Regions from separate parts of the Homo sapiens genome. Here all the other regions are linked to region 2. A link is a contact called in ENCODE Hi-C or POLR2A ChIA-PET data. All regions are on one chromosome and are shown on one strand. The core of a region is the stretch at or near the end of the contact, and the rest is flanking DNA. Distances in the headings are between cores, read along the strand shown.

Region 1 (4,405 bases), core at 1,336-3,835, 200 kb after region 2:
TGTTCCCAGGCTGCTTTTCTGTTTCCTCAGCCTCCTTCCTGGCACCTAGCATTGGCAGATTCCCTGAGGGGCAAAGCAGTTGTGGCATATTGGCTTGCTCCTAAAGGGTTTACCCTTCCGGATTGTGTCTCTTCAAGTCATAGTAGCTTCCACAGTTCTCCAAAGTCTTCAGACTTTGAAAAAAAAAATTTTTTTTTTTTTAATTTTCTCTGGCTGTTGGAGTTGTTTCTCTGAGGGATCTCTGGTCTGCCACAGGCTCTCAGTCATAGCCAGAAGCAGAGGCTACTTTATGCAAATCTTGCACATGTGCATTGTTACTTATGTTGCAGAAAAGGTGATGCTAGTCTGTGCTCCATTTACTAAGGAAGAAATATTCAGTTTATAGGGAATCGAAAATAAATTATCTGTTTATTTTATTTTATTTTTTATTTTTTCCCAGGACAGAGTCTTGCTCTGTTACCCAGGCTGGAGTGCAGTGGTGCAATCTTGGCTCACTGCAACCTCCGCCTCCCGAGTTCAAGCAATTCTCCTGCCTCAGCCTCCCGAGTAGCTGGGATTACACGCGCCTGCCACCACACCCGGCTAATTTTTGTATTTTTAGTAGAGACAGGGTTTCACCATGTTGGCCAGGCTGGTCTCGAACTACTGACCTTATGATCCGCCCACCTCAGCCTCTCAAAGTGCTGGGATTACAGGCATGAGCCACCGCGCCCAGCATGTTTATTAATCCAATAAATGTGAACCAGCAAATATAAACTTAACGTTTATGCATTACTGCTGTACTTTCTAACAGTGTCAGTGGTTAATTTAAAAGTCAGTAGAAGTTAAGTGATTTGTCTAAGGCAGAGTTTCTCAACCTTGGCACTGTTGACATGCTGCTTTGTTGTTGAGGCTGTCCTGTGCCTTGTAGGATGTTTTGCAGCCTCTGTGGCCTTTACCCAAGAGATGCCAGTAGCACCTTTCTCCCGCAGTGGTGACAACGAAAAATGCCCCCAGATACTGCCAAATGTCCCCTGGGAAGCAAAAGCACCCCTAATTGAGAACTACTGGCCTAAAGGAAGGGAATAGTTTTCCTAATTTGATATAATGCCAGAAAAGCAGAATTGGATTTTGAGTTACTCAAGTCATTGTCTCTGACCATTGGACTATATGCCAGCTTCATTCTTTTTTTTTTCTTTGGTAAAGATGGGGTCTCGCTGTGTCACCCAGGCTGGAGTATAGAGGCATAATTATAGCTCATTGCAGCCTCGAACTTCTGGGCTGAAGGGATCCTTCCACCTCAGCCTTGTGGGTCTCTGGGGCTGTAGGTGTGCACCACCACACTTGGCTTTTTTTTTTTTTTTTTTTTTTTTGGGCAGAGACAAGGTCTTGCTATGTTGCCTATGCAACATAGCAAGAACCCTTGGCCTCAAGAGGTCCTCTTGCCTCGGTCTCCCAAAGTGCTGAGGTTACAGGCATGAGCCACTCCACCTGGCCCAGCTTCATTTTTTACTGACAATTTGATGGTAAATTCTAGGGTCCTAAAAATGGTTGTAAGAGTAAATGTATTTTTTTTTTAACCATTGGCTTGCCATCTGTGAATTGGGAACTTAGGTCACTTGGTTGCTTATTCTAGGGTTAAGAAGACAGACTCTTGATTTCTAGGCAGTAGTAAGTGTTAACATCCTATGTGTGGTATCTCTTGGGCTTCTGCAGAGCAGTTCTGTTGCAGTCTGTCTTCATTGGATCTAATGCGTGTACAGCAGTTCTTTAAAACTGACAGGAGCAAACCAACACAGAGAAATCCACTCAGAATGTAAGTAGTAACCATTTGGAATGTAAGGTAGGAAAGACATAAAGAGATCAGAATTAGAGCTAAAACTAAGGGAGAAAAAGACAGCTTAGAAGATTAGAATGGACAATTTTGAATGGCATGACACTACCAAAAATAATTTAAGCTGTTAGCTCCCCTTTCTCTTATTCTGCGGACATTTTCCGGTTTTCCAAATCATTCTGCTTTGATGCCAAATGTCTTGTTAATAATGCATGGCTTTTTTATAGTACTCCCTTCCCATCATGCCTCTTAGGTGCTGAGTCAGAGGAGATGTTACAGCAGCAGCTCAGGAGAAAGGAGAAATCCCTCTGCAATGCTCAAATACTACTTTTTTTTTTTTTTTGCACATTTATCTCTTAGCAAGCTTTTCACTTTAAATACTCTAAAGCTTCAATTCAGGGGATGCATTTTTCTTACTGTTAAAGAACAAGACTTTTAAAACTATCCAAAAATGTCTAATAACGTGAGGTTTTTGAAAGCTCTTAAAAGCAGATCTAAATGTTAGTGTGTATTGTATTTGATTTCTAGGACAATAGCTGTTATTTTTCTACTTTTCTACCTATTGTCTGGATATGCCTCTTCTGAGTCCGTAATTTCTATTCTGTAAAATTTAAAATAATATTTTCACATTGCCTTTATGATAGACAGCTATAGGAGACAAACAGATAATTGAGGAAATGGGACAAATGATTGTCCGGTGAGCACTGGGATCCAGGCTTGGATCCAGCGTTTTTCTCCCCTACTGTTTGCCAGCCCATTGCATTCTGGGTGGCTACTCAGAGGCTGACTTTTGAGGCTCAGCAGTTGCTACCCCTGCTGCTTTCAAAGGCTGGGCTGTCTGGGTCACAGAGTTTTTCGTTTTCTGTTGGTTAGGAAATACTGTGTTTTGAAGGGCCCTGGTAGAGGGAAAGTAATTTTTGAAGCCCCTGGGTTTGTGGTATGAGTTGAGAGGAGGCACCCACTGCACCTGCTGAAGTTCCTTTTAGAGACGGCAACATGGAGAAAGTGTTCCTAGGTCTGTGATACACATGTTAGCCTCTTAGTCATGTCTGCCTTTAAACTGTGTAACACATCTTAACAAACTTGGGAAATCAGTTCACCTGATGCGGAGTGGTGTGTTTAAGTGCATAAATCAGAAGTTTCCTAGAGTGACAGTATTCTTTGTTGTCATGGATTTTTAAGGTGTAATTTAGAAATTGTTTACCTCTCTTCACAATCAGAATAACAATATTGTTGAAAATAAAATAACAGCATGGAAACTCTGTGTACTATATTCACAACTTTTCTATAATTCTAAAATTACTCTAAACTGAAAGGCTTATACAAATAATAACTGTGACTTCCTGAAGGCCTACTCTGTTTCAATCACTCTGGAATCTACATTTGTTATTTCTAACTCTCCTAAGACTGTAAGAAGTTTGGTCACGAGCTCAAGATCACACAGCTAAGCCGAGCAGGGACTCAAACCTCTGTCTTAGCTGAGTGAAACTCTAATCCTACCGCATGCCACCTCTGTTCTCTGGGGAATTGGAATGGAATTATTTGAACAAGGACGTGGCTCTTCAGTATGTCGTTTAAGTCTGCAGGTATGCCTTGATTTCTTTCTGTTGTAGATCAGTACTTACTGTATGGCACTTGCTGATTTTGCGTGCTTATGTCCTTGATATGTGGCCTCTTTCAGTTCAGGGACCAACTTTTTTTTCTTCTTGAGGAGTCTTGCTCTATCGCCCAGGCTGGAGTGCAGTGGCGCAACCTTGGCTCACTGCAAGCTCTGCCTCCTGGGTTCACACCATTCTGCTGTCTCAGCCTCCCCAGCAGCTGGGACTACAGGCGCACACTGCCACGCTCAGCTAATTTTTTTGTGTCTTTAGTAGAGACCGGGTTTCACTGTGTTAGCCAGGATGGTCTCGATCTCCTGACCTTGTGATCCGCCTGCCTCAGCCTCCCAAAGTGCTGGGATTAGAGGCATGAGCCACCGCGCCCAGCCAACTTTTTTTTTAAATTAAAGTAAATTCTGAATGAACACATTAGCGCTCACCATATACAAGACTCCCTTAGAGCTCTGCATGTGTTGCTTCTCTTCCTGACCCAGTGAGGTAGGTACTATTACTTTGCTCTTTTTTTTTTGAGATGGAATCTTGCTCTGTTGCCCAGGCTGGAAAGCAGCGGTGTGATCTCAGCTCACTGCAGCCTCCACCTCCTGGGTTCAAGCGATCCTCCCTCCTCAGCCTTCCAAGTAGCTGAGATTACAAGCATGTGCCACCACACCTGGCTAATTTTTGTATTTTTAGTAGAGACAGGGTTTTACTATGTTGGCCAGGCTGGTCTCAAACTTCTGACCTCAAGTGATCCACCCACCTCGGCCTCCCAAAGTGCTGGGATTACAGGCGTGAGCCACCGTGCCTGGCTGCAGTCTTTATTCTTAAATGTTTTACCAATATTAACTCATTCAATACAAATGAGATAGGGATATTATTATCCCCGTTTTATGGATGAGGAAACACAGAATGAATAATTTGCCAAAGGTCATTCAGCTGACTAGAATTTAAACCTGTCTAGGCCGGGCGCAGTGGCTCATGCCTGTAATCCCAG
Region 2 (4,726 bases), core at 148-2,647:
CCCACATGCTCTTCCGCCACAGCATCGTTTTCAAGTCTCAGCTCAAAGTGTGAGGCCAGGTGTGACCTGGCTGGGGCTATCACACCTGGTGACGAGGGGGCAGACGGAAATGGGATCTGACTCTTTTCATTGCTTTATCTGTGAATTTAAGATTAGGAAAGAAAGAAATCCTGGCAAACTGAGTTTGCAAAACAACTTACATCTGGGAGATGGGACCCTAAACTTCAGGGGAGAGTGAGTTCTGGCAGGGGTGCGAGAACAATCTGGTCTCAGATCCCTGCCCGCACTCGCCCAGGGGCAGGCAAAGGTCCCTACCCTCTGACTTCCTCTCTTCTCCACTAAAAGGAAATGGTGGAAACCAAAATTAAGCAAGGCAATGGCTCAAATTATGGGGTTGAGAAATTAAAAAAGATCATATTTTAGCTCTATCAAGTACACATTTACTTTTCATGCAAAAAGTAAACAGTGTGCTTCCTGCTTGGCTGGCCTGCTCTGACTTCAGGGTCAAGGCGAGGTGGTAGGATCGGGCCTGGCCTCTCATTCCTGGCACAGAGGAACCTGGAAGGTCCTGAGGTCAGTCCCTCCTGACATCTGGAGCCACACTGCCTGAGGTGGAAGAGATGGAGATGTGCTTGCTCTAGCCCAGGGTCCATGCTGGCCCATGTGGGCCCACTGTGTCCCCAGAGAAGCAGGAATGCACATGATCAGCCCAGGGTCCATGCTGGCCCATGCAGGCCACTGTGTCCCTTGAGAAGCAGGAATGCTTCTTAATGATGAATTAAACCACCCCAGGGTGCCAGGTTCCAAGGCTCCCTGGGACCCAGAACCACATACGGAAGTTGGCAATGGCTCTTTGATGAGCTGAGCAGTTTGAGGCTCGTCAAAGGGGAGATGAGGAGAGGATGGGAGTCATTCCATCTGGACATGACTGGCAGCTCCTCACCCTGAGATGGCTGAGGGGGCCAGGCCCCTGGGACAGGGCTGGGGTGTGTGTGCGTGGAGCGTGTGCTCCAGGATGCTGGGGCCCCAGGTCAGAGTAGAGGAGGGAGCACTGGGTGCTGCTGCTCTGGCCCCTGCCCCAGTGCTTTGGGGACCCTAGCATGGGTGACGAATGGGATCCAACGTGGTAGGGAACTGGGAGAGGGGAAAGAGGATGGAACCCTGACTAGCAGCGAAGATGGCAGCAGTGAGCAGACACTGCAGGGCCTCAGCACAGTGGCCTCCGATTAGACAAAAGAACAACTGAGTACGGGAATGGTGGGGAGGGAGATCAGATGGCAGGAGGCGACTAGAGGCTCTCAGCACTTTGCTGTAAAATGCAAATCAAGACAGCAGTTGTGGGCCGGCAGAAACCCTGTGCCTCTAGCTTTTCCCTCTAGAGGGCGCTCTGACCCCGCAAGATAAAAGCCTAGAGTTGCAGCTTGCAGGGGGCTCTAAAGAAGATACCAGAAGGTACCAGTGTAAACATTCAGAACATGCCCAGAGAAGGGCAGCAGCCGTCTGCTACCCAGGGAGATAGACTGCGAAGTGCCAATCAGGTAAAGGACAAAAGGTCACTCCGTTTCTCTCTGAGGGAGCACAGGAAGTATCACAAAAGGCAGCGGGAGGTTTTCAGGATTTCTGGGCCCTGCCACTTAGGTCAGAATTGTGGCTGCAGAGGCATCTTGATGACTCAAAGGCAGGTGGCTGACCCCTGGCTCTGCCAGTCCGGCGGGGGCAGCATGAAGGCAGTGGCTGGGGAATGGCACAACTGTAGATGGTGCTCCTCTAGGCAGGGGGCCGCAGGGGTCCTCCGGGTGGGGGGGTAGGCGCCCTAGCTTCACAGATGACTGGCACCTGGCCCCATGCTCCCTCCCCTCTGTGGGCTGAGGAGCCACACTGAGCGGAGGCTGGCTCAGGGAGGAGTCGGGAGATGACAGTTTCCCAAGAAGTCGCCTGGCTCCAGAGGCCTGTCAGGTTCTGGACTAAGGCGACTCTGCAGCCAGTACCTCGCCCCGCCCTCTTATGTCTTGAAGGGGCTGCTGGATGCACGCATCTCTGCGAGGCCCCTGCTGAGTGTCTGTGCGCAGCAAACGCCCATCCTGGGCCTGCCTGCCTGAAGCCTTGGCACCTGGCGTCAGAGCAGCTCCTGCTCGTCGTCCTCGGAGCCGGAGGGGCCCTGGCGTACCTCCTCGTACCACTTGTTGGTGAGAGTTTTCATCTGGATGCGCCCGTGGTGCAGGTCCTGGGTCGAGAGACACAACCAAGCCGTCAGGGCGTCAGGGGCAGGGCCATGGAAGGGAGGGGATGCTACTGGGTGTTTTGTGTGGGGTGTCTAGGGAGGAGGTGGGAGGCAGGGTGATGGCCACAGGCAACTTCAGTTTCAGTTGAACAAACTGAGCTGGGATTGTTCTTTGTGGGGGTGGAGGTCACGGGAGGTGTCATTCAGAAAGGAGGAGGGAGCATGGCTTGAGGCTGAACATGTGGTCTCTGGAGTCAGACACAGTTAGCTCTGCTCCCAGTTATGCCCATATTGGCTGTGACCTTGCGGGGTTACTGCACCCCCTTAGGCCTCCATCTCCTCAGCTGTCAGGGACACAGCTGCATCCACTGCACAGGATGCTGGAGAAGGAAGCGGTCGTGGTCACAGTCACTGGAGCTGCCTGGCTCCTGGAAGAGCGCACACACCGGCAGCTCTCAGGCCTGCCGGAGAGTGGAAAATGGGCCTGCTCGGAAACAAAGCGGGCAGCAGCAGGAAGAGCCCCACCCCTACCCAAGGCCTCCAACTAAAGAGAGGCCAGCAGTGCCCCGAGGGACAGAACCAGAGCCCTGAGCTGGGGGCAGACTTGGGCCACAGCTTGAGGCCCTGGTATGTCTGAAATTCCTCAGCTCCGATTCAGTAGCTGATCAATACCCCGAGTCTATCATCCAGGAAAACCAAACTGTGTTAACAAATCTATTATTAACCTCGCACTAAATGTGGCAGCGAAGGAAAAACAGCAGATGCCGAGTTCCACAAGCACGTCCAGCCTCCAGATCGGGAGGCGGCGGCCTGGCGGGCCCACGTGAGCTTTCCTGCCTCCCCACTCTTCCTCCACCCCACCCTGGGCCACCGCAGGTCCTGAAGGAGGCAGGCAAGGGACCCCCAGAAAGTGTGGCCTGGCCGGTATCCCACCTCCTGCGTCAGCCTCCGAGTGAAGAAGGGGTTCAGGTACTTGGCGTCCAGCCACACGAAGCCCTTAAGGTCCTGCCGCCTGATGTAGTGGGCCTCGTACTCCTCCTCCGTGAGCTCCGACAGGTGCTCCGACTCCACAGTGTTGCCCTGAGCAGGGAGGAAAGGCGGCCCGACGGCCACCAGCTGGCACCATCGGGGGGCACCTCCTGGAAGCCCCCACACCACCCAGGCCGCCAGTGTCCCCAACCCTAACTCCACTTGACCATCAATGCAGGGTGACGGGCAGCAGACGGCCTCCTGGGAGCCTGCAGGGAGGCAGGAACGTCCATCAGGGCACAATGGATGCCCAGGACCCCACCTAGGACAGCTAAAACAGAAGGACTGGGCCAGGCTGGGGCTTGGTCTTTAAGCTTTTCAAGCTTTTGGGTGATTCTATCATGCAACCAGGACCAGAACTGCTGTTCTGGGCTTTTCATTAGCAGCAAATCGCACAGGGAGGCTTTTTGTCTCTTTGCCTGTGGCTCTATTAGCTAGGACTCCACCGTGGACAGGCTTTTGCCAATCAAGTCAAGAGAGGAGAGGGGAGAGGAACACATCCTGTAGGAATTGGGGAGGGACGAAGAAAAGGACCCCATGTGGAGGGGAGAGACGGAGGTAAAGAGGCGGGACTCGGGTCATAGGTAGGAGCAAAGCAGACAGGCTCTGAGTGCAGCGCCTGCTCTGCTGGAGGAGTCTCAGTGGGGCCACAGTGAAGTGTGCTCTGCAGCTTCACTGCAGGTGGTGGGGAGGGGGACGGGGCAGGTGCAGGGAGGGCAGAGGATGGCCGGGGAGGGGAGGGCATTTAGATGCTGTGAAGCAGTGGTTGTCAAACACTGGTCTGTATTAGAATCTACCTGGGGGGCCTGTGAAACCACAAAATACTGAGCCCACCGCAGCCACCTGCAGAGGTGCTAATTCAGTAGGTCTGAATGGGCTTGGGAATCTGCAGATCTAACAGGTTTCCAGTGATGCTGCTAGTCTGGGGAGCCCATTTTGAGGACTGCTGATCAGCGTGGTAGTAAAGAGGACAGGCTCGGGAGTCTGTGCCCACAGCTGTCTGATTCTCTTGGTGCCTCGGCATTCTCATCTGCAAAGTGGGTATAATGAAAGCGCCAGTTTCTGGCAGGCTATGGGGACAATCTGAGATCATCCAAGGAAAACGCAAGCACACTGACTGCCACAGAAAACATTCCAGAAACTCAGCGGTTCATCCTCAGAGGAGCTGTCCTGTTTCTGCTAGTGCTGTGCTTCGCCAAGCGTGTTCACAGGATCAGCTGCAGCAGCACCACCTGGCAACTTGTTAGAAACGCAAATTCTTAGCCTGGACCACATGGTGAGACCCCATCTCTACTAAAAATAAGAAAAAATTAACTGGGTGGGGTCACGCCTGTCTGGAGTCCCAACTACTCCAGAGGCTGAGGTGGGAGGATCGCTTGAGCCCAAGAGGTCTGGGCTGCAGTGGGCCACGATCACGCCACTGCACTTCAGCCTGTGCAATAGAGTGAGACCCTGTCTCAAAAATAAATAAGAAGA
Region 3 (4,302 bases), core at 930-3,429, 230 kb after region 2:
GATTCTTTACGGTTCTTTTTGTCCTTACAGTATATCTCTCAAAGAATGTATCGGAGTACTTTTCCGTTGGTTGTGTTTTCAGTACAATGTATTATTAGAATTATTTGTTTGTGTTTGTATTTAGTTTTAGGGTTTGCCCATTTTTCATATATATATATATATATATATATATATATGTATATATTTTTTTTTTTTTTTTCTTGAGATGAATTCTCACTATGTTGCTCTGGCTGGACTTAAACTCCTGGGCTCAAGCCAGCCTCCTACTTCAGCCTCCCAAGCAGCTGGGACCATAGGTGTGTGCCACCATGCCCAGCTAGATAATTTTTTTAATACGTAAATGTCCAAAATATAAAAGGTGTACTCAGGCCTCAGTCCTACCCCTTCATTTTTATTAGTTTCTGGTTTACTCTTCCTATGTTTTTTTTTTTGTAAAAATATGTGAGTGCATATCAATTTCCCTTTATTAAGTAGCATAATATGTCTTGGAAGTCAATTCATGGGTTTTGCTCACCTTATTTTTGGGGAAGGTAAATTTTGTTGACATATAACATTAAAATGTGTACATGTAAGCAAAAAGCTTGGTGAATGTTTAGAAAATGAATATATCTGAATAACCAGCATCCAGGTTAAGAAATAAGATGACCAGAAGCCACCTTCAACTCTCCTGCACTCCAGGGTAGCCATTCTCCTGACTTTTATGTTGTAGATTAGCTGTGCCTGTTTTTGTATTTTATCTACATGGAATCATACCACATGTGTTCTTTTGTGTCTGGCTTCTTTGTGTCACATAAAGTGTGAGAGATTCATTCACGTGGGTGCATGCAGTTCTAGTTTATTTATTCCTGTTGCTGTATAGTATTCCAAAATCGGAATAGGCTACAAATATTTAATCTCTTCTGAGTTCTTTCTAGTTTTGGACTATAACAAATGTTTTCTCATTCTTTTTTATGGTCTCATGGTACTCATCCATGGGAGTGAGTATAAAAATGTATTCAACCAGTCTCCTTTGGATGGTCATTTAGGCTTTTTTCCCTAGTGTTTTTCTACTACAAATATTATTGCACAAGATTTTGAATAAACTTGTGCATTATAGTATGGAACATGTTTTTAAAAGCTTTATGAGGAATGAGAGTAACAGAACATTTTGGGGGGAAAGCTAATCTTTTTGGCAGTGCTGCTCAATTGGTGGAAAGGAATGACTGAGCTTTTCTTAGGAACAGGTTAGTGCAGTGAAACTGGTTAACTTACAGTATTTTGGGTTCCTCTCAGAAAGGAGGAGGGGGCTAATGCAAAATAAAGAGAAGGGCTTGAAATCCATCTCCATGCCTCCTGGAGCACAGCCAAGTTCAGAAAACTCTATATTGTCTCAACTTATTATTATTATTTTTTAAATTCAGATATTTATTATGCATCCTCTGTGTTCCCAACACACCATTCTAGCCACTGGGGGTACAGCATTAAAGGAAGTAGGCAACAGCCTTGCCCTAATGGAGCTCACATTCTTATGGGGGACAAGATAAATTTTAAAATATGTTGTATGTTAAGTAGAAAACCAAAGCAGAGGAGGGTGATTGGTGTTTGGGTGTGAGTGTGTGTGTGTTGTATGTTTGCATATGTTGGGGGTGAGATACAGATTGTAAAAAGTGGTCAGGAAGGGAATGGTTTCTTTTCTGGTTCTGAACCCTCTTTTAGCTTACCAAGCCAACCACAGCAAACATTAAGGATACACATTAAGGTTCAGTGAGAAAGGAGGAGGTTTTCCTGTTAGAATCAGAAGCAGAGAGGAAGAAAGGCACCATTGTGTGGCCAAGAGGTGGCTGAAGGGCAGGAAACCCAGTCCTTCGCCCCCGGAAGCTGTCCAGTTAAGCCATGGCCCAAGGCTGCTAACACTGGCATCTGAATGGAAATTTCTAATTGTGTAGACCTGAATGGGGCTTATTTTTCTCAACTGAATTATGGTTATATATAAGAGATCCCTCCTCCTAGATATGAGGCTGGATAATAATTACATTGTCTCATGAAAGTGTAAAACAAATTATTAGTAAGTGTGAATTTGTGTTAAATGTTGTCGCATTTACCACACTGCATTGTAATTTGTTGAATTTTGTCTATACATTACTCATCTATTCAGCGTTGCCTTATGCATACTTGGCCTCCAGTGCCCTCGTACGGTGCCTGAAAAGCACACAGTGAAGGAGGTGCTCAGTAGAGACTCGTTGAAACTGGAGGATTTAACCACTGCACACCAACTTAAAATTGTTTTTTTTAACTGTGATTCAGCCACTGTTGCGCAGGACCATATTATTAGAAAGTACTGCTTTCAGAATTTTCAAAGTTAGCTGGGTGCGGTGGCTCACGTCTGTAATCCCAACACTTTGGGAGGCCAAGGCAGGCAGATCACCTGAGGTCAGGAGTTCAAGACCAGTCTGGCCAACATGGTGAAACCCCATCTCTACCAAAATACAAAAAATTAGCTGGGCATGATGGCAGGTGCCTGTAATCCCGGCTACTCAGGAGGCTGAGGCAGAAGAATCGCTTGAACCTGGGAAATGGAGGTTGCAGTGAGCCGAGACGCGCCACTACACTCCAGCTTGGGCGACAGAGGGAGACTCTATCTCCAAAAAACAAAAAGAAAAAAACAAAGTAAAGCTCATCAAAATATATGCAGCAACTCAGTTCACCTCTCTGGTTTTGATTTCTCTAACCATATGACCTTGGGCAAATTACCCCCTGGAGGACTTGACTTCCTAATCTAAAATAAACACTCAAGATGATATCTACTTCACAGAGATGTGAATTTTGAATGAGATAATTTAGATTGAAAGCAACATGTGTATGCATATGTACTTCCTACTTTAGGCCAGAGCCATGGCCTAAGTTTATTAACAAGACTGCTTTTTTTGTTGTTGTTAACCAAACAGCATCTCACTGTTGCCCAGGCTGGAGTGCAGTGGCACGATCATGGTTCACTGCAGCCTTGATCTGAGTGAGTGGCTGGGACTACAGGCGCACACTACCACACTCGGCTAGTATTTTTAAAATCTATTTTTGTAGAGACGGGATTTTGCTGTATTGCCCAGCTGGTCTTGAACTCCTGGCCTCAAGTGATCCTCTTGCCTCCGACTCCCAAAGTGCTGGGATTACAGATGTGAGCCACTGCGCCCAACCGGTAACAAGACTTTTAATAGAGACACCTGAAAGGTCCTACAGTTTGATTTGTATAACCAACTACATGAGCATTGCACAGGAGAAGGGCAATTTAGCATCTCTAAAAAGATTAAGGGGATTTTGCTTCTAGCAAGCTTGATATGAATTAGTAATAGGATGTGACTGCTGTTTACCAACAACATTCAGCAAAGATTGATTGATTGATTACCTAACCATGTAATGGACGTTTAAAAAGTCTATTCATAGAAATATCCAAAACTGAATTTCCCAAAGTAAGTTCTGCAGAGACTCACTTGATGTTCTGGTTTGGGAAATGGCAGGCTAAATAACTAAACATCTCTCTTCTGGGAATTTCTGGGCCTTGAGTTATTGTGCATTGTGAATCTCCAAAAAGGGGCTTGCTTTTACAGATCTTTGGTAACAGGTGGAACAGGGCTGCTGGTGGTTTGTGTGTTTCTAGGCTCATCCTATTGCATCTGGACAACTCCGTTAGTGTGGTCACAACTCTTTGTCAAGTGTAGACAACTGGGCCAGTATGCAGAGAGCGCAGCCTGGATGGGGAGTGAGGTTGTGATGATGAAGTTGTGATGATGAAGATGTGAAGTTGTGTGAAGTTGTGATATGGGAGGGGCACACATAGAAGGGGCCTGAGTGGGAGAGGGTGTCTGGGGAAGGTTGAGAGAGAACCAGTGGGCAAAAGTGACTGGGCCAGCCTGGCCAACATGCTGAAACCCCGTCTCTATGAAAAATACAAAAATTAGCCAGGCATGGTGGCATGCACCTGTAGTAGTCCCAGCTACTTGGGAGGCTGAGGTATGAGAATCACTTGAACCCGGGAGGTGGAGGTGCAGTGAGCCAAGACTGAGACTCTGTCTCAAAAAAAAAAAAGAAAAAAAGAAAAAACAAGTGACTGGGAAACATTTTGTACCCAACCAAAGTAGGTTTTCTTTGCTGATGGCCATATTTTCCCTGTTGACTCTGTGTTCTTGGAGGTCATAGTTCCCCAGTAGTGGGAAGCATTCGATGATATTGGTGAGTGTTCCTTAAAATGCCATCCAATCCCAAGTTGTGGATTTGTGATTATTTCCTTTTGTTTGGCAATCTTTACTCCCTCAGTTTTTATTTTTTTAG

The links. Hi-C counts contacts between places; a loop is a spot of excess contacts on that map. ChIA-PET counts read pairs that join two places held with the same protein, here RNA polymerase II (POLR2A). Pooled maps may share reads with other maps.
Region 1: a pooled map shows a loop between it and region 2 (2.4-fold over the local background). The contact joins two enhancer-like sites. A Hi-C loop is called at or near these places in 4 of 50 pooled maps. POLR2A ChIA-PET finds 5 or more read pairs at or near these places in 2 of 52 experiments (BJ and T-cell).
Region 3: a loop to region 2 is called in a pooled map, with 2.3 times the contacts of the local background. The contact joins two enhancer-like sites. A Hi-C loop is called at or near these places in 2 of 50 pooled maps. POLR2A ChIA-PET finds 5 or more read pairs at or near these places in 3 of 52 experiments (A549, WTC11 and activated naive CD8-positive, alpha-beta T cell).

What each region holds. Positions count from the first base shown.
Region 1 is chr20:49,683,676-49,688,080 of GRCh38, reverse strand. All of the region lies in intron 1 of B4GALT5 (beta-1,4-galactosyltransferase 5), which reads left to right. Among named protein-coding and RNA genes, the nearest start is that of B4GALT5, 28 kb to the left of the region's middle. RefSeq lists a silencer at 249-348 and an enhancer at 4,095-4,405. Within about 2 kb of position 2,585, at least 7 of the 41 ENCODE cell types and tissues checked have a DNase peak (open chromatin) inside an H3K27ac peak, as active enhancers do.
Region 2 is chr20:49,885,327-49,890,052 of GRCh38, reverse strand. It overlaps SLC9A8 (solute carrier family 9 member A8), which reads right to left. Exons shown (of 16, transcript NM_015266.3): 15 at 3,155-3,301; 16 at 1-2,224. The coding sequence ends at 2,117. Among named protein-coding and RNA genes, the nearest start is that of MIR12122, 24 kb to the right of the region's middle. RefSeq lists enhancers at 362-1,173, 1,174-1,985 and a silencer at 1,366-1,485. Within about 2 kb of position 1,397, at least 15 of the 41 ENCODE cell types and tissues checked have a DNase peak (open chromatin) inside an H3K27ac peak, as active enhancers do.
Region 3 is chr20:49,659,573-49,663,874 of GRCh38, reverse strand. The region is part of intron 1 of B4GALT5 (beta-1,4-galactosyltransferase 5); the gene reads left to right. Among named protein-coding and RNA genes, the nearest start is that of B4GALT5, 52 kb to the left of the region's middle. RefSeq lists an enhancer at 1,649-1,943. Within about 2 kb of position 2,179, at least 3 of the 41 ENCODE cell types and tissues checked have a DNase peak (open chromatin) inside an H3K27ac peak, as active enhancers do.